Regions from separate parts of the Homo sapiens genome. Here region 2 is linked to region 1. A link is an interaction called in ENCODE POLR2A ChIA-PET data of the cell type or tissue named here. Cell type or tissue: MCF 10A. All regions are shown on one strand. Each heading gives the region's core, and the rest is flanking DNA. Links, peaks and the distances in the headings are about the cores only.

Region 1 (9,320 bases), core at 386-8,385:
TCAGCTACTGAAGATTTCTTTGTTGCCCCCAAGTTTTGGCAATAATGAATAAAGCTGCTATGAACATCCATGTACAGATTTTTGTGTGAATATACGTTTTCAACTTCTTTGGGTAAATACCAAGTAGTATGACTGCTGGATCATGTAGTAAGGGTATGTTTCATTTTCTTAAGAAACGGTCAAGCGGAATTCTAAAGTCACTGCACCATTTTGCATTCCCATCAGCAATGAATGAGAGTCCCTTTTGCTCCACACCCCACCAGCATTTGGTGGTGTTAGTGTTCTGGATTTTGACCACTCTAATATGTATGTACTGGTATCTTATTTTAATTTACATTTCCTTCATGACTTAAAGTGTTTTGCATCCTTTCTTATGCTTATTTCCCATCTGTGTATCTTAGTATTTATTCAGATCTTTTGTTTATTTTTCAATTGGGTTGTTGGTTTACTTATTATAAAGTTGAAATAATTTTTTGTATATTTTGGATAACAGTCCTTTATCAGATATGTCTTTTGCAAATACTTCCTTCCAGTCTGTGTCTTGTCTTCTCATTCTCTTGGCAGAGTCTTTTGCAGAGCAGAAGGTTTCAATTTTAATGAAGTACAGCTCATCAATTATTTCTTTGTTCTAGAACCATTTGTTAAAAAGAATATCTTGCTCCATTGTATTCCCTTTGCTCCTTTGTCAAAGATCTGTTGACTATATTTATGTGGGTCTATTTCTGCTTTGTTGATCTATTTTTTCCATTGTTTTACAATACCGCACTATCTTTATTACTATAGCTTTATGTCTTGACTTGTCAGTCCTATGATTTGTTTCTTCCTCTTCATTATTGTGATGAATACTCAAGACCTTTTGCTTTTCCATATAAATGTTAAAATGAACTTGTCAAGATTCACAAAATAACTTCCTGAATTTTGGGTGAGATCGCATTGACTCTACATATCAAGTTGGGAAAAACTGGTATCTTGACAATAGTGAGTCTTCTATTCATGAACGTGGAATATCTCTTCATTTAATTCCTTGATTTCTTTAATTGGAGTTTTGTGGTTGTCCTCATTTGGATCTTGCATATTTTGTTAGACTTATACCTAAGTATTTCATTCTCAAATGCGAATGTAGATGGCATTGTGTTTCTTTTTTTTTTTTTTATTTTTTTATTTTTTTGAGATGGAGTCTTGCTCTGTTGCCCAGGCTGGAATGCAATGGCACAATCTCGGCTTACGGCAACCTCTGCCTCCTGGGTTCAAGCAATTCTCCCACCTCAGTCTCCCAAGTAGCTGAGATTATAGGCACCCACCATCATGCCTGGCTAATTTCTGTATTTTTGTAGAGACAGGGTTTCACCATGTTGGCCAGGCTGGTCTTGAACTCCTGAGCACAGGTGATCTGCCCGCCTTGGCCCCCCAAAGTGCTGGGATTACAGGCATGAGCCACTGTGCCCAGCCTATGTTTTTAATTTAAAATGCCACTTGTTAATTGTTAGGATATAGGAAAGTTATTGACTTGTATATAATAACCTTGTATTGTGCAAACATGCTATACCTGATCTTAGTGGGAAAACTGTCCAGTACTATAGATGATGTTAACTGGAGGTTTTTTGTAGATGTTTTTTACAAGTTGATGATGTTCCCTCTATTCCTACTTTGCTAAGTGTTTTTATAGTAACTCCTGTTTTCTTTTGATAAGTGTTAGCATGGTATATCTTACCCTATCCCTGTACTTTTAATCTATATGTGCCATTATATTTAAAGTGGGTTTCTTATAGACAACATAGAGTTAGGTCTTGTTTTGTGATCACTCTGACAATCTCTGTCTCTTAACTACTGTATTTAGACCATTGACTTTTAAAGTAATTATTGACATAGTTGGATTAATATCTACTATATTTGTTATTGTTTTCTATTAATTGCTGCTTTTCTTTGTTTCTATTTTTGTCTTTTACTCTTTTTCTGCCTTTTGTGTTTTAAAATAAACACTTTACATGATTTCATTTTCTCTATTTTCTTAGAATATAAGTTACACATTTTTTAAAAAACAATTTTTCGTGGTTGACCTATCATTTGCAATATACATTTACAACTAATCCAAGTCCACTTTCAAGTAACACTGTACTACACAGGCAGTACAAGTATATTAAAATAAACAAAAATCCTAATTCCTTCCATTATTTGTATTATTGCTGTCATTTATTTTGCTTACACATAGCAAATATACCATATATACATACATATATGTTTATATGTGTATATATTGTGTATATAATTGAATACATTGCTGTCATTATTATTTGAACAAATTATCTGTTAGAAAAGTTAAGAATAACAAAAATAACAATTTTTATTTTACCTTTACTTTTTCTTCCTCTGATGCTGTTCTTTTCTTTATATAGATGCAAGTTTCTGACTTACGGCTTTTCTTTCTCTCTGAAGAACTTCTTTTACCCTTTCTTGAAAAGCAGGTATACTGATAGCATATTTCCTCAATTTCTGTTTGTCCGAGAAAGTTTTATTTCTCCTTCACTTTTAAAGGCTAATTTCACGGTATACAGAATTCTAGGCTGGTAGGTCTTCTAACACTTTAAATATTTCACTCAACTGTTCTTGCTTATGATTTCTGAGGAAAAATCACAAGTAATTCTTGTCTTTGCTTTTCTACAGATAAGTTGTTTTTTTCCCCTCTGGCTCATTTCAAGTTTTTGTTTTTTTTTTGACAGAGTCTCCCTCTGTCGCCCAGGGTGGAGTGCAGTGGTGTGATCTCGGCTCACTACAACCTCCGCCTCCCAGGTTTAAGCAATTCTCCTGCCTCAGCCTCCTGAGTAGCTGGGATTACAGGTGTGCGCCACCATGCCCAGCTAATTTTTGTATTTTTAGTAGAGACGGGGTTTTACCATGTTGGTCAGGCTGATCTCTAACTCCTGACCTTGTGATGCACCCACCTTGGCCTCCCAAAGTCCTGGGATTACAGGTGTGAGCCACTGCGCCCAGCCAGTTTTTTTCTTTATGTTTACTTTTCTGCTGTTTGAACATGATATGCCTAGGTATAGTTATTTTTTGGCATTTATCCTTCTTGGTGCTTTCTGATATTACTGGATCTGGGGTTTGGTGTCTCATTTTAATTTGTGGACATTCTTAGTCATTACTTCAAATGTACCTTTTCTTCCTTTCTCCCTTTCTTCTTCTGGTGTTCTCATCACACATATGTTACACTTTTCACAGTTGCCCACAGTTTTTGGATATCCTATGGTTTTTTTTGTTTTGTTTTGTTTTTTCAGTTTTTTTCCTCTTTGCTTTCTGTTTTTGAATCTTCTATAAATTCTTTCCTCAGCTACGTCCGGTATACTAATGAGCCCATCAAAGGCGTTACTCATTTCTATCAGTGTTTTTGATCTTTAGAACTTTTTATTCTTAGAATTTTCATCTCTCTGTTTACAATGCCCGTCTGTTCTTGTCTGCTGCCTGCTTTATCCGAGCCCTTAGCCTGTTAATTGTAGTTGTCTTACATTCCCATTCTGATAATTCCAACCTCCTTGCCATGTCTGCATCTGATTCTGATGCTTGTTCTGTCTCTTGGAGTTGTAGTTTTTGCCTCATTAATTTTGATGCTCTGTTGTTAGGTGCATCTGCATTAAGGATTGTCAGAGCATCTTTAAGAATTGACCCCTTTATCATTATGTAATGCCCTTCTTTATCCCTGACAATTTTCCTTGCACTGATATCTGTTCTATATAAAACTAGCATAGCTTCTTCTGCTTTCTTTTGATAAGTTTTAGCATAGTATATCTTTCTGCATCTTTTTATTTTTAGCCTATATGTGTCTTTATATTTAAAGTGTGTTTCTCATAGACAGCATATAGTTGGGTCTTGTTTTTTTGATCACTCTGACAATCTGTTTTGTGCCTTTTAGTATGCCTTGTAATTTTTTTCTTGATAGCTGGACATGATTTACTGGGTAAAGGGAACTGCTATAAATAGGCCATTAGTAACATGTCAGTAAGCTGTGGGGGAAGGTGAATCCTGTGAGTAAGTCTCCTTCTTTTGATGAGCCTGTGTGTCTGGATTGCGAATTTCACAAGTGCTTGTCAGTCTTCCTCACCCTCCCTCTTAGGTGCGACCAGAGGTTAGAGTGGATGTTTTCCTTCCCTCTGTGAGTTATTCCCTGACAAAGTTCCAATAGCTTAGACTCTGATAACATAGTTTCTCTTGAGGGCATACCTTGGAAAGAACAACATGTTCTGGCACGTTTCAAAATGGTGCCTTTTCCTTCCCCTCCGCCAGAAGTAAGAGAGAATTTTTCACTGATACTCACTTTAAGAATCTGTTGAACTCCTGGAAGTAAAACTCACAAAAGCATAGGGGCCCCTATGACTGGGCACCCCTGGAATTTTTAACTCTAAAATTGTCCATGCTGAGCACTTGTCCATTACAATTTAGGTTTTCCTGCCCTATACTGGTTATTCAGGGGGTTCCTGCCCATGAATTTCTGCTCCAGTAAGTTGTGATTCCCAGTGTTTGCCCCTCTGTCTCTCCAATGTGGGGGCAACAAAACTGCCTTGTGACCTTACTTCTCTGATGGATCTAAGAAAAATTATTTATTTTTTAGTTTGTTACATTTTTACTTGTTAGGATGGAATGGCAACTTCCAAGCTCTTTACATGCCAGACTGGAAGGCAGCCAGGAGTCTCGATGAGCTTTTCTGAGACATCTTTATTAGGGTATGTAATACCCCAATAGGTATCATAACATTTGCATATCATAAAATTCACTCATTGTAAGCGTACAACTCAATAATTTTTAGTAAATTTAGAGAATTGTGTAACAATCAACAGTCGCCACAATAAGTTTAGAACATTTTCATCACCCAAGAAAGTCCCCTTGTGCCCATGTGGGATCCCTGCTTCTACCACCAGTCCTAGGCAACCACTGATGTACTTTCTGTGTCTATAAATGTGCCCTTTTTTTGATATTACATATAGATGGAATCATACCATATGCAGTCTTTTTGTCTGGCGTCTGTTATTCAGCTTAATGTTTTTGATATTCATTCATGTTGTAGCATACATCTCAATGCAATTTTAAAACCCCAAATTAAGATACAATATCGGTTTTCTAGTTATTAATACATATTTAACCAGATTGAAAATAAGACAATATTCAAATGAACCTTTCTATGAGGATGCCAACTTGTATATTACACATGAAACATGATTACTGGTCTACAGATCATACTCACAAGCTCTTGGTTAGCCAACTGACCTGTAAGAATGATTTTAAAATTATAAAATTTTACCAACAGAACTATATTTTGAAATATGTTATAGATGCACTCGTATTGATTAATTTCAGTAGATGATAGAAATAAACAACAAATGGGCACAGTTGATGTTAGGACACGTCATGTTCAAATTTGCATAAGTGGCTTCAATTTCTTCCTGAGAAATCTAATTAACCTTCCCAAACAAATGGAATAGTTAATGTCCGATTTTTTTAAAGCCAGTTTGAAAGTTTCAAAGCTGTCATGGTTTTATCATTGTAAAAAGCTTGAAATTCACAGACTGTTCATGTATATAAATTACTATACTTACAAATTATCCTCGAGTCTCTTCAAGGATTCCAAAACTAATGAATGATTACTGTCTAAGGAGCAGGATCCAAAACAATTTAGGGCTGAAATATATCTAATTTTCATAACCCAGTCATTATGTAGCTTCCTTTTAACACTGGGGATTAAGAAAAGGCAGGGGAGATTTATGTTAGACACACAAACGTATAATATGTTTCTATTCAGCAATTTACTTTGACTGTAACTGAATTGTACTAAACCCAAATGTAGAATACAGCCCAATGCATTATAACACCTTTTTTTTTTTTTTTTTAGATGGAGTCTTGCTCTCTCGCCTAGGCTGGAGTGTGCAGTGGTGCGATCTCGGCTCACTGCAACCTCTGCCTCCTGGGTTCAAGCAATTCTCTTGCCTCAGCCTCCCGAGTAACTGGGATTACAGGTGTGCACCTCCATGCCCAGCTAATTTTGTATTTTTAGTAGAGACGGGGTTTCATAATGTTGGCTAGGCTGGTCTCGAACTCCTGACCTCAGGTGATCTGCCTGCCTCGGCCTCCCAAAGTACTGGGGTTACAGGCATGAGCCATTGCACCTGGCCCACTTTTAACTGTTTATTTATAATCAAGCATACTTAAAATGGAAAAGTAACTTTAAAAGACTCTTCAAAATTTGAGCTGTGAATTCAGAATTAAAAGAACAATCTAGAAGAATCCCAATTCAATAATGGCACTATTGATTTTATTTTACTAGAAAATTTCTAATGATCCAAATGGAGCAGTATGCTTCATATTCTTTTATATCTTATTTGAATCAATCCATCTGAAAATATATTTTCCATTAGTACTTTTCAAACTGAAGTACTGGGCAATGTAAAATCTGAGATCACTGGTGAAGCTGAGTGGGGGATAGTGATAATATTCCTTGTCAGAGTGTTGGCCATCAGTTCACAAAACATTTGAATGTGGGGCTTAAGGTTACAGACAAAACCTCTGCCTCAAAATTCTGTCTTCATGGTGTTATATTTACCAATATTTAATGGCTTATTTGTCTCCTCATTCACATCTATTGAACACCTACTGCATCCCAGGTACTAAGGACACAAGGATGATTAAGGTAAAAATTCTTGTCACCAAGTTGCTTAAATTCTAGTTGAGGAATAGAAATGTTTACAGCTCAAGGCATGAAAGTTCTACAATATGACATTAAACAGAGTGGGGAGGGAGCTTTCTATTCTCATGCCAGATATGTTTGAACTCTGGATCCTGGCTACTTCTTTCTTTAATTTGTATAATGGTTTGCATATCAGTGTTTACTACCCCCATATCCACCCATTCAACAAGAATGAATTCTGTGGATGTCAGCTGCAGGAAAACTTGTATGATAGCTCCAGAATTTAATTAACTCTTTGGCCTTAATACTTGTCATTCTGGTGAGGTTTGAAGATCTCTTGGTGTAAGAAAATGCCGCAACACTCAGCCTATATATACACCGTAGTCTTGAATGATTTAAATCATCTGCATGATTAAATCATCTACATGAATATAATAACCACAAGAACCAACATGAATTAGCATTCATTTAACTGTACCCAGATTCCTTAACTTCCTCAGACTTCTAAATCTCATTTTTCACATATCTATCTAATGAAAACAGGGATTGGGATTGAAAAATGAGCCATGGAATTTTCTGACAGGTGGCACACATATTAATAAAAAGCAGATTCATGTCTCAGCATCTATTCTAAAAGCCTAGCATAACTAGAATGAAATGCTTAATAGTATATAGAGCAGCACATCACAGATTGGGGAAGTCCTCCATCAGGTCTAATTCTTTGTTGGGACTAAGTAATACTGCTTATATGTGAAGGATGGAAAATGGAGCCAGTAAATTTTATTGTACCATTCTTAGGGCTCCAGCAATGGGACTAGTCTTAATTCCACGTAGTATCAGTTGTAATGAGCTTTTAATTGCATATTCTAACTCTGGGATAAAGTATTTGTTACATAATAACAAAGTATAATCCATTTTTTAATGTCTTTATAAGGAAAAAATGTTCATTGTACAAAATTTAGAAAACAAATAAAATTTTAAAAATCACCTCTTTGAAGTCCTATAGAAATTATTTATTAAAGTTTTGGATACTTATACTCAATATTTTTCTAAGTAGAAATACACACACATATACACATTTATAAGACTGGATTCATATATACATAAAAAATTAATTAAATTAAAATTTTTTTATCCCCCAAATTCATCTGTTGAAAGATAAATAATTTTTACTTGACATTATGTCATAAACACTTTTCATGCCATTAAATATTTTTTAAAACAATTAAATGGGTGCATGACATATGGTTATACTATGATTTACTGAACATCCTTGAAATCTGAATGTATTTTAGGTGTCAGACAAAAAATGTATTTTATATATAAATATATATCATTTATGTTTATATTATATATTTATATATCTGAATTATTTATGTAAATGATTAATATCTAAAGTAACCATTCCCCTTTTATTGGACACTAGATAATTTACCATCAGAAATAATGCTGTGGGCCAGGCACGGTGGCTCAAGCCTATAATACCAGCACTTTGGGAGGCCGAGGCGGGCAGATCACAAAGTCAGGAGTTTGAGACCAGCCTGACCAACATGGTGAAACCCCGTTGCTACTAAAAATACAAAAATTAGCCTGGCGTTGGTGGCACGTGCCTGTAATCTCAGCTACTCAGGAGGCTGAGGCAGGAGAATCGCTTGAACCCGGGAGGCGGAGGTTGCAGGGAGCCGAGACTGCGCCACTGAACTCCAGCCTGGGCGACAGAGTGAGACTCTGTCAAAACAGGAAAGAAAGGCAAGGCAAGGCGAAGCTGTGATAACCATACTGATATTTTTGAAGATAGGGATACCAAGTCCCAATGTATTAATGGTTATGAAGGCACTTGATGCAGCTTCCGAAATTCTTTCCAGAAAGGTGGATCCAACTCATACTTTTACCACCAACTAATGTGAGAATGCCCAGCTCACAGCGTCTTCCCCATTTTTAATCATTTCTGATTTTATAAGTGAAAAATTGTATCTGATTTTAACTTGTACTTCTATGATAAATAAGGAAGACCATTTAATATAAAATTTAGGTTTTTCGGCTAATAAAAGTAATACATACCTTTCTCAAAAACTTTAAAGACATTGCAATTATAAGGAAGATGATAATTATCAGTTGGGGATAACTATTGTTAGCATTTTTTTCTGATGATCACTTTGAAATGTTTGTTGACCATTTGTACTGTGTGCACATGTTTGTGAATTACATGTTCATGACCTTTGCTCATTTTTCTCTTGGAGGATTATATCTTTTAATTGAACTCTAAGACCTGTTAAAAATATCAACCCATTGTCTGTCATATTTGTCACAAATATTTATTCCAGTTTGCTTTTAAAATACTAGCTTTTGATGTCCAGAGGTTTTATTTTGTATATAGTCAAATCTATCAAACTTTTTCTTTGAATTCTATATCCATTGCTTTTATATTTAGAACTTTTCCTATCTTCAAGTGCTAGTAACTAGTCACATGTATCTTTTATAGTTTTTTTCACGATTTAATTTTTTCATTTAACTTTTCAATCTACTCAAGTACCTGTAAGTTTTAGTTGTCAATAGCACTTAAATTAGGAGCTATTACACTGATGGTTTCTTGAGGCCAGAAGCATTTCACTCTGTGTGTGTGTGTGTGTGTGTGTGTGTGTGTGTATAC
Region 2 (9,320 bases), core at 789-8,788, 61 kb before region 1:
AGCACTATTCACAATAGCAAAGACTTGGAACCAACCTAAATGCCCATCAATGATAGACTGGATAAAGAAACTGTGGCACATATACAACATGGAATACTGTGCAGCCATAAAAAAAGAATGAGTTCATGTCCTTTGCAGGGTTATGGATGAAGCTGGAAACCATTATTCTCAGCAAACAACACAGGAACAGAAAACCAAACACCGCATGTTCCCACTCATAAGTGGGAGTTGAACAATGAGAACACACAGACACAGGGAGGGGAACATCACACACTGGGGCCTGTCAGGGGGTGGGGGGCTAGGGGAGCAATGGTGTTAGGAGAAATGGCTAATGTAGATGACGGGTTGATGGGTGCAGCAAACCACCATGGCACGTGTATACCTGTGTAACAAACCTGCACGGGCCAGGCAAGGTGGCTGACGCCTGTAATTCCAGCACTTTGGGAGGCTGAGGCCAGCAGATCACGAGGTCAAGAGATTGAGACTATCCTGGCCAACATGGTGAAACCCTGTCTCTACTAAAAATACAAAAATTAGCTGGGCATGGTAGCATGTGCCTGTAGTCCCAGCTACTCGGGAGGCTGAGGCAGGAGAATCGCTTGAACCCAGGAGGCAGAGATTGCAATGAGCCATGATCATGCCACTGCACTCCAGCCTGGTGACAGAGCGAGACTCCATCTCAAAAAAAAAAAAAAAAAAGAAAAAGAAAAAAAGGAAAAAAAACCCTGCACGTTCTGCACATGTATCCCAGACCTCAAAGTATATAAAAAAAGATACTAAATATGAAAACTATTTACCACTATTAAAAAAATTTAAAAAACAATAAAACTAATTTTTAAACATATTAGTTAAATTAATCATATTTCCCTGAGTGTTGTGAGTTGAACATTTTTTCATGTGTCTGCGAGCCATCTGGATTTCCTTACCTGTCCTTTGTTCATTTTTCTAATCTGTGGAGTTTTTTTTCTGCATTTTGGGGGTTTCTTTATATATCCTGGTTCCTAACCCTTCTTCAGTTAGCTAGAGTGCAATGGTCTTTTCACGGTCTGTGACTTGTCTTTTCACTTTGTTTTTTTAGACAAGCTTTTATTTTTAATTTGAATGTAATAATGATACCTTTGCCATATCCCATCTGTGGATGTGGTATATCTCTCCATTTATTCAGATTTTTTTCACATCCTTTAAGATTTATTTCCACAAAACTTTTGCATGGTTCTTGCTACGTTTATTTTAGGTACCTTATACTTTTGTTTGCTATTGTGATGTGATCATTTATTCCACCTGTACTATCTTTATGTTTTCTTTCGTGAGTGTGTGTGACAGTGCCTTGCTCTGTCGCCCAGTCGGGAGTGTAGTGGTGCTATTTTGGCTCACTGCAATCTCTGCCTTCCAGGCTCAGGTGATCCTCCCACCTCAGTCTCCCAGGTAGGTGGGACTACAGGCATGCACCACTACACCCGGCTAATTTTTGTATTTTTTGTAGAGATGGAGTTTTGCCATATTGGCCAGGATGGTCTTGAACTCCTGGCCTCAAGCAATCTGCCTGCCTTGGCCTTCCAAACTGCTGAGATTACAGGCGTGAGCCACCATGCTGGGCCATATTTATATTTTCTAACTGGTTATTATTGATGAGAGGCCATTAATTTTTAATTTTTGAATTGTTATATGAGAATAAAAGTCAAAATTTTAAGGTCAATTATTTTGCTTGCAGAACAGGACTCTTTCTATGTTGAAAAGCAGCTATGGAAAAGTGGAGAGAATATTGGTCTAGGAGTGAAGACAGCCAGTTTCTAGTCTTAGTTCTTGTGGGACCTCGGGCAAGGTACATACCTTCTTTGGCCCTATTTTTCTTATTTGCAAAATGAGGGCTTTAGCTAGTTGATGGATAAAAGTCCTTCCATTTTTTAAAGCTTTGATTTTAGGTGTTGCCCTAAGGCCTCTGTTACTTCATATCCATGTTAATTTAAAAGTATGGGCCCATAGTACTCCTACGTACTGGTGGATTCTTTGTTTACAGTTTGTGCCATTGTGGGATAGAAGGAATGAATCTCAGCAATATCTCAAGAGTGACCAGATATTGACACTGAGTAATAGCTTAGTTAGATTTATGTGCCCACCTGGTGGTATGAGTTATTGACAGTGGTTTGTTTTTTGTGTGTGTGTCTTTTTGAGACAGAGTCTTGCTCTGTCGCCCAGGCTGGAGTGCAGTGGTGCAATTTTGGCTCACTGCAGCCTTGACTTCCCAGGATCAAGCAATTCTCCCACCTCAGCTCCCCAAGTAGCTGAGACTACAGGTGTGTGACACCATGCCTGGCTAATTTTTACATTTTTTGGTAGAGATGGTGTCTCACTATGTTGCCCAGGCTGGTCTCAAACTCCTAACCTCAAGCTATCCTCCTGCCTTGGCCTCCCAAAGTGCTGAGATCACAGGCATGAGCCACTATATCCAGCCCAACAGTGGTTTTTAATAGGTTTAACCGGTTTCAATGGAACCTCCTATGACAGTGGCTCTCAGACTTTCTGAATTCACAGAGCAGCAGAATTTACAAAACACCTTTTGAAGATTGACCTAGAGTTACCAACATTCAATTTTACCAAGTGAGGACATGAGGGAGAAGGAGATGGGAAACTCTACTACCATTATTTTATGAAAAGAAAGGCTATAGTAATATAAAACAGTAGGAAAGATATAATCTTAAAATTTAAATGAAGTAAAAGTAGCTTTGTGAAAAGTTACCCTTATTTTCTACATTTCATCTCTAATTGGTGAAATCTTTTATGTTATATTGGAATTGGCTGGTAGGTCTTTAGGAATTGATTAGGAAAACAGCAGTTCATATAATGCTAAGAGCATTATTATGTTAATTGCTTCATAAAGAAAGATCATTTACTTTAAAGGACACAGAAATACAGCTATATGAGTAGATTCATAAAGCACTGTGGTTAAAAGGAAGGGAAGTAAGTGGGTCTTTAGAATTTGAATGATTTTGGGGTCAATTAATCATCTTCCTGGAACCCCCATAGTGCTTTGTTTATCATGTTAGAACAGTAATCTCTCACCAACCTATGGTTTTGTCAACAATGGCTTGGGGGCAAATTTTTCTCAAATTTGCCAAAGGTTTCATATAGGCAGAATGCAATTCTATCCCCTTAAAACTGAGATTATGAGAAGAATTGTTGTTTTCTTCTCTTGTTTTCTATGAAGTTGTATTAATAGACCAGTCAATTTACGGTCTGCCCTCTTGTTACGTGGCTAGGAAATCATGCCCAGAATATTCAGCACAGTGATGATTTGTGCCCAGAGCGGGCAGTTGCACAAGGGTTTTTCTGAGACTTGAGAAAATAAAACCAAGAACAGAAGCATAAGAGAGATATTATATTTAAGCCGTTAAGGACTGTCTGAACACATTTAAAAGTACATGATACTTTGGAGACCCTTCTCAGCTCATAATGCATCAGCGATGTTTCCTGAATAACTGAATGTGATCACTGAAGCAGGTTTTGGCTTTTTGGTTTTGTGGAGCCGGGATGGGGGTGTTTGTTTTTTTGTTTTTGTTTTTGTTTTTAAGGCAGCTGGGAATCTAGGAAGATAGAGAGATAGAGGTTGGGTTTATCTTTCCTCCATTCCACTCTCAGCTCCAACTTCCACCTGCCCACCTTCCAGTTTCTGGGCAAACAGAGAAATGGGGTTTGGAATTTAGGGAAAGAAATTTATTATAAAGCTTGTTCCCTTTTTAGTTGGAAAAAAAATGGCCTGGCTACCAGATTAGTCTGACAACCATCCCACCATACAAGCTTCTGAGACACTTTGTGAAAGCACTCACAACACTTGTAGTAGGTGGATCACTGCCCCCTTATTAAATTATGCATTTCATGGTGAAAGGGAATATCCTTCTGGAACATGGCAAATATTTGGTAACTGGTCATTGAAAAAAATGAATGAATGAAAGTATTCTAGAAAATAAGTATGTAAATCAAATTATTTTATTTCAAATAGGCAGATATAATAATAAAGTAAATAATAGTAATACACTAATAATAATAAGTAAATAAGGATACTTTCAACATTATATTATAAAGCTGCCCGCTCCAACATTAATAAAAGTTCTCCAAATACCCCTCATAAATGTACTATTGTCTACTTTAGAAGAGGTTCTTTCTCTATTTATTTTTAAAATTATTTTAATCCTTAATGAGCACCTACTCTGGGCATGGCCAAGAATACAAATATAAATAAGAGAGGTTTTCAGTTCCTACCAAGATCAATCTGCAGGTTCTAAATGCAGAACCAGAATAATCAATGTGAAAAATGCTACAGTAGAACTAAAAACAATTTTGGTGAGTGAATAGTTCCATGCTACTTTTTGCAGCCCTTAAAAAAGGAGCATTTGTGACAACAGACATTGTCTGGTAGGAAGGGCATCCTGATGAACAATGGCACTTTGTAAAGCAAAAGTCAACATTTCGTTCATTGTAGAGTGTATTATTACTAAGAAATTCCTTTCTACAGTGCCATTTTGGATTACTCAGACAAGAGAAGAGTATATTACATCAGGCAGGTTTTTCACTCCTTTTTCCCCATTCTTAGGTCATCAGTTATCTTAAGCTGGTGCTTCATGATTGCTGTGCTATACAAGACTTTTCTTTTCTGATCTTAGCTTTCAAAAGGGTAAAGGCAATGAGTTCTTGAGTTCGAGGTGATGGGGTGAGATCCGCTCAATAGCCAGGATAAATGATCTAGTCTTCATTATAAATTTGAAGAGGGCATTAGCATTCCCAGGTGGTAATAGAGTCATAGGAAAAATAAATTAGCCTACCTCAATCCTCCCCAAACAGCCCTGAGCAGATTGCGTCATTAACCTTAAAATAAACAAAGCGATTTTGGTGACAAACTGGAAAAGTGACTTGAGCATTCCTGAATGCATTATGGGTTATAAGGGACAGAGCCTGCTGGAAAGCAGTTCTGCCAGTGAATTATTCCCATATGAGCGTATAAAGCATGTCAGAGGTGGCAGCTGAGTATAAATTTAGCCTTCCTGACACCTGCCTTAGGAGACCCTGACTAACCCTTCAGCGGAAGCTTGATGGGCAGCATGCCGTGGCTGGGCAGCGATTGTTTTTTGCTCTTTGCCTAAACCTGGGCAAAGTTAATGAGGAGCATCACGGGAAGGCTGAGGATAAATACCATCTTCAGCTGGCTACCAAGAGCGGGGTTACATGGTGGGGATTATCCACTGACTCATTTGATTTTCCCAAAAAGGGCACCTGCAGTACGAGTATGAAGTGGGATTGTAAACCTGGATCATTTTGATAGTCCCGTTGCGCTCCAAGGCCAGGACCAGCTGCTGGTGTTTTTCTTGGGCTTTGAGGAAAATGAGGCGTCGTAGGCAGTGCTCGTCCTCCTTCCAGTCTTTCCCCTCCGGCAACACCTTCATCTCCTGCCCACTGCCAAAGTCCCAGATTCTGACTGTTCCTGAGCATACAGAGAAAAAGACTATGTGGGTAAAAATGACTTAGAGAAAGCTTGGCTTTTCGCTCAGAGAAAATTCATCCGATCGAAAGCTTTCTGCCAACAATTTATCCTATATTTATTCCCTACTCAGATGGGTGAGTCTTCCCAGGCTTGCTGTGCATGAAATTTATTCCTTTATGCCTTGATTTGTCACAGGCTGAAAAAAATAAATAAATAAACAGGACCAGGCAACGCCTTGAAATCTACCCTCAGGCTCTCCTACTAAGCTTTTGCTCTAAAGTGAGTCTCTTCTGTTGTTATTCTCCCAACGCTTCTCAGTGTGCTAAACACCCAGTCCCGAACATGGGAATATTCGCTACCATGCCACGACTATTATTCACAGTGAAAGATCATTCCAGTAATCTGTCACATTTCCTAATGTGCTGACATGTTTTAGGACTTTAGCTCTTATTAGATAATAAAAAGTTGGAGGGAATCCCAGCCGGTAAGAAACTGCCAAGCTTGGAGTGGTTTTGTTGGTTACGTGGGAGGAAAGTGAAAGAAAAGTGTCGAGTGTTTTTCTTTTCTTTTCTTTTCTTTTTCTTTCTTTCTTTCTTTTTTTTTTTTTTAAGACAAGAGTCTCACTCTGTCACCCAGGCTGGAGTGCAGTGGCGATCTCGGCTCACTGCAAGCTCCGCCTCCTGGGTTCACACCATTCTCCTGCCTCAGCCTCCAGAGTAGCTGGGACTGCAGGCGCCCACCACCACACCCGGCTAATTTTTCTGTATTTCCAGTAGATACGAGGTTTCACCATGTTAGCCAGGATGGTCTCGATCTCCTGACCTCATGATCTGCCCTCCTCGGCCTCCCAAAGTGCTGGGATTACAGGCAGGAGCCACCGTGCCCGGCCAAGTGTTTTTCTTACACTTAAAATTATACTTTCTGTTTGAAACCTAAACCTCAACGTGATGGTGTTTGGAGATCATTAGGTCATGGGGGTAGAACCCTCATGAATGGGATTAGTGCCTTTATAAAAAAGGCCCCAAATTGAGATCTGCTGTGGCTCAGACAAAAAAAGAAAAGTAAGTAACAAAATGGGCCCCAAGGATCTGCCTTGCCCCTTTGTCATGTGAGAACACAATGAGAAGGCACCATCTATAAACCAGGAGGCGGGCCCTTGCCAGACACCAGATCTGCCAGCGCCTTGATCTCGAACTTCCCAGCCTCCGGAACTGAGAGAAATCAATTTCTGTTGTTGAAAAACCCCCAGTCCTCCTGCCCTGAGTGGTAAGGCATGTCAAATGGTCTGAGCCCAGGAGGTTTTCCTATCTCCCCTCAAGAGGTAGAGAAGAATTTGCTCAGCTTTTTCTCCCTTACAATAGGTCTTCATCTACAGTATCAGCAGGAGGGTTTGCTGCCCTTCCCTCAGTGGCTTAGGCTTTTGCTTTGTCGGTAAGACGGATGCTGGTGGGACTTTCTGTGGCTCCACAGTGTTGGCTGTTCCTCTCCCCAACATCTGCACCATGAGGGAGGCCAGCACTGTGTGACATGTGACGAGCTCTGTGAGGAGCATGGGAATGGACGCACAGTCCCTTTGTGTTTCTGGCTTTTAGAAGCGCTGTACTCTCATGCTATCCTACACTCAGATCTCAGCAATTCTTACAAATTTGACTACATTCTCACCCACCTGAATGCCAGCCCAATTTCCTTCTCATCACTGCCCTAGGTAAGACAGTAATTGTGTCCTGCCTTCCGCGGAAGTGCCTGTCTTTCCCAGGAAGTCTTTCCTTCCTGTGTCTTTCCTTCGATTTCAGGCTATTTGCCTGCAACATCGATTCTCGCATAGGTTCAAGAAAAGTTCTGATTTCATAGATCAGCTTGCTTTTTTTCTAGATGTCAGTATGGGCCCAACACTCTTTCCATCTTATTACATACCAAGGAGACACTGTCAGCTCCAATTCTGATAGTGCTTAAAGCATTTTAATTAATCTGATACACGACATTTGAGACCTCAACTAATGTACAAATTTAAAGATTTGTATCAGTGTTTCAGTGTTTGGCAAAATTTGTTAACTTTCTACATTATTTTGAACTTTGAAAAATAAAAAGAAACAGAAAGTTGCAAAAATAGTAGAGTCCTGTGTACCTTTTCCCAACTTCCCCCATTGCTTACAGCCCATGTGACTACGGTATAATCCTAAAACAAGCAAATTGACATTAGAAAATCCCATTAACTAGACTACAGACCTTGTCCAGATTTTACCAGTTTTTTACGTGCACTCGTGTGTGTATGCGTTTAGTTCTTCACAATTTTACCGTATGTATAAATTTGCACAACCAATATACAGAAATGTTCCATCAATCCACAGGAACTTCCTTGTGCTAACCTTCATAGTCACCACCACCCCCGCCGTCACTATTTGGTAATCACTAAGCTGTTCTGTTTTACTTATCTAAAAGTTTGTCATTTTGAAGACATCTTACTTTGTTATTTTAAGAATGTTATTGGCTGGGTGCGGTGGCTCACGCCTGTAATCCCAGCACTTTGGGATGCCAAAGCGGGCAGATCATTTGAGGTCAGGAGTTCCGAGACCAGCCTGGGCAACATAGCAAAACCCTGTCTCTACTAAAAATACAAAAATTAGCTGGGCATGGTGGCAGGCATCTGTAGTCCCAGCTACTCAGAAGGCTGAGGCAGGAGAATCACTTGAACCCAGGAGGCGGAGGTTGCAGTGAGCCGAGACCCTGCGCCCCTGCACTCCAGCCTGGGTGACAAAGCAAGACTCCATCACAAAAAAAAAAAAAAGAACTGAAATGGAATACGTGACCTTTTAAGATTGGCTTTTGTCTTTTGTTAGTGCCTTTCAGATTCATTCAAACTGATGCAAATATAACTAGCTTGTTTCTTTGTATTACTTGTAATAACTACAGTATTCCACTGTATTGTTCTACTGCAGTTTGTCTAACCAGTCATCTGTTGAAAATTTTTTTTTTTTCAGTTTTTGGTTATTATCAATAAATCTGCTATAAACTTTTTTTTTTAAAACACCACCCACTCTATGGTATTCCGTTGTAGCAGCTCAAATGGATGGAGACACTTTCTTTATTGTTAACTTCATTCATTTGCTTTGGGGGACCTGGAAGAAGGGGCCAGAGGGATGATAAACAGTACAGTTGTGGAATGCCTATTTCTAGGTCATTGCTCAGAGTAGAGAATTCTCTTCTCACATGAGCTTTTATAGTGGTCACCTCAGATTCAGACTCCAGTGAACCACAGGTCTTTTCCTCTCCTCCTTTAACCCTACCCCATTTCTTATCCCTCAGCTCGAATCCTGCTCGACACCCAGAGTGTTTTCACTGCACTATTTTCCTTCCCCTACACCAGGTTCTCCCCATCAGCAACACTCACACCCCCAGTATTTGTTGGAACATCATTAAACATTGATTAAATACTCCCTATATACCCAGCACTGTGGTAGGAGCTGGGGATATTTAATGAATAATCATAGTGCCTACCCTCAAGGACTCTGTGGCATTATAGGAAAACAGTCACACAAACAATTAAAAGACATTATCGTGTTCTCATACATTGCTGGGTTATGCAGAGGACAATCTCCTTGTCCAGATTTCCTGCTACCTTGGGACTTGGGCAGTCAGATTTAGTGGAGCTGAGAGCAGAGAGACGTACTCCTCAGCTTTTCCCAGGTGATGGGTGGGTAGTAATGCGAGGAGACCAGTGGCTTGTGGTTTGAACTTCTCTGGGAGTCAGAATCTCACTTCCCAGGGTGTCCTGGATCTCTGTCAATTTAACAGAGAGGGCTTGGCACAGTGGCTCACTCCTGTAATCCCAGCAACTCGGGAGGCCAAG

The links. ChIA-PET counts read pairs that join two places held together with the same protein. Peaks named below come from ENCODE experiments on the same cell type or tissue, not always from the same donor. Only the 100,000 strongest peaks of a DNase experiment are listed, where the experiment ranks them.
Region 2: POLR2A ChIA-PET joins it to region 1 with 20 read pairs; 5 of 35 experiments call an interaction of 5 or more read pairs at or near these places.

Annotation. Positions count from the first base shown.
Region 1 is chr1:241,683,861-241,693,180 of GRCh38, reverse strand. It overlaps WDR64 (WD repeat domain 64), which reads right to left. Exons shown (of 28, transcript NM_001367482.1): 8 at 5,586-5,720. The region is part of intron 1 of LOC124904603 (a long non-coding RNA gene); the gene reads left to right. Among named protein-coding and RNA genes, the nearest start is that of WDR64, 36 kb to the right of the region's middle. In MCF 10A, for the core only: no CTCF peak of the experiment used is centred there; a DNase peak (open chromatin) is centred at 4,080.
Region 2 is chr1:241,745,700-241,755,019 of GRCh38, reverse strand. It overlaps WDR64 (WD repeat domain 64), which reads right to left. Exons shown (of 28, transcript NM_001367482.1): 14 at 5,298-5,473. Among named protein-coding and RNA genes, the nearest start is that of EXO1, 98 kb to the left of the region's middle. In MCF 10A, for the core only: no CTCF peak of the experiment used is centred there; a DNase peak (open chromatin) is centred at 5,779.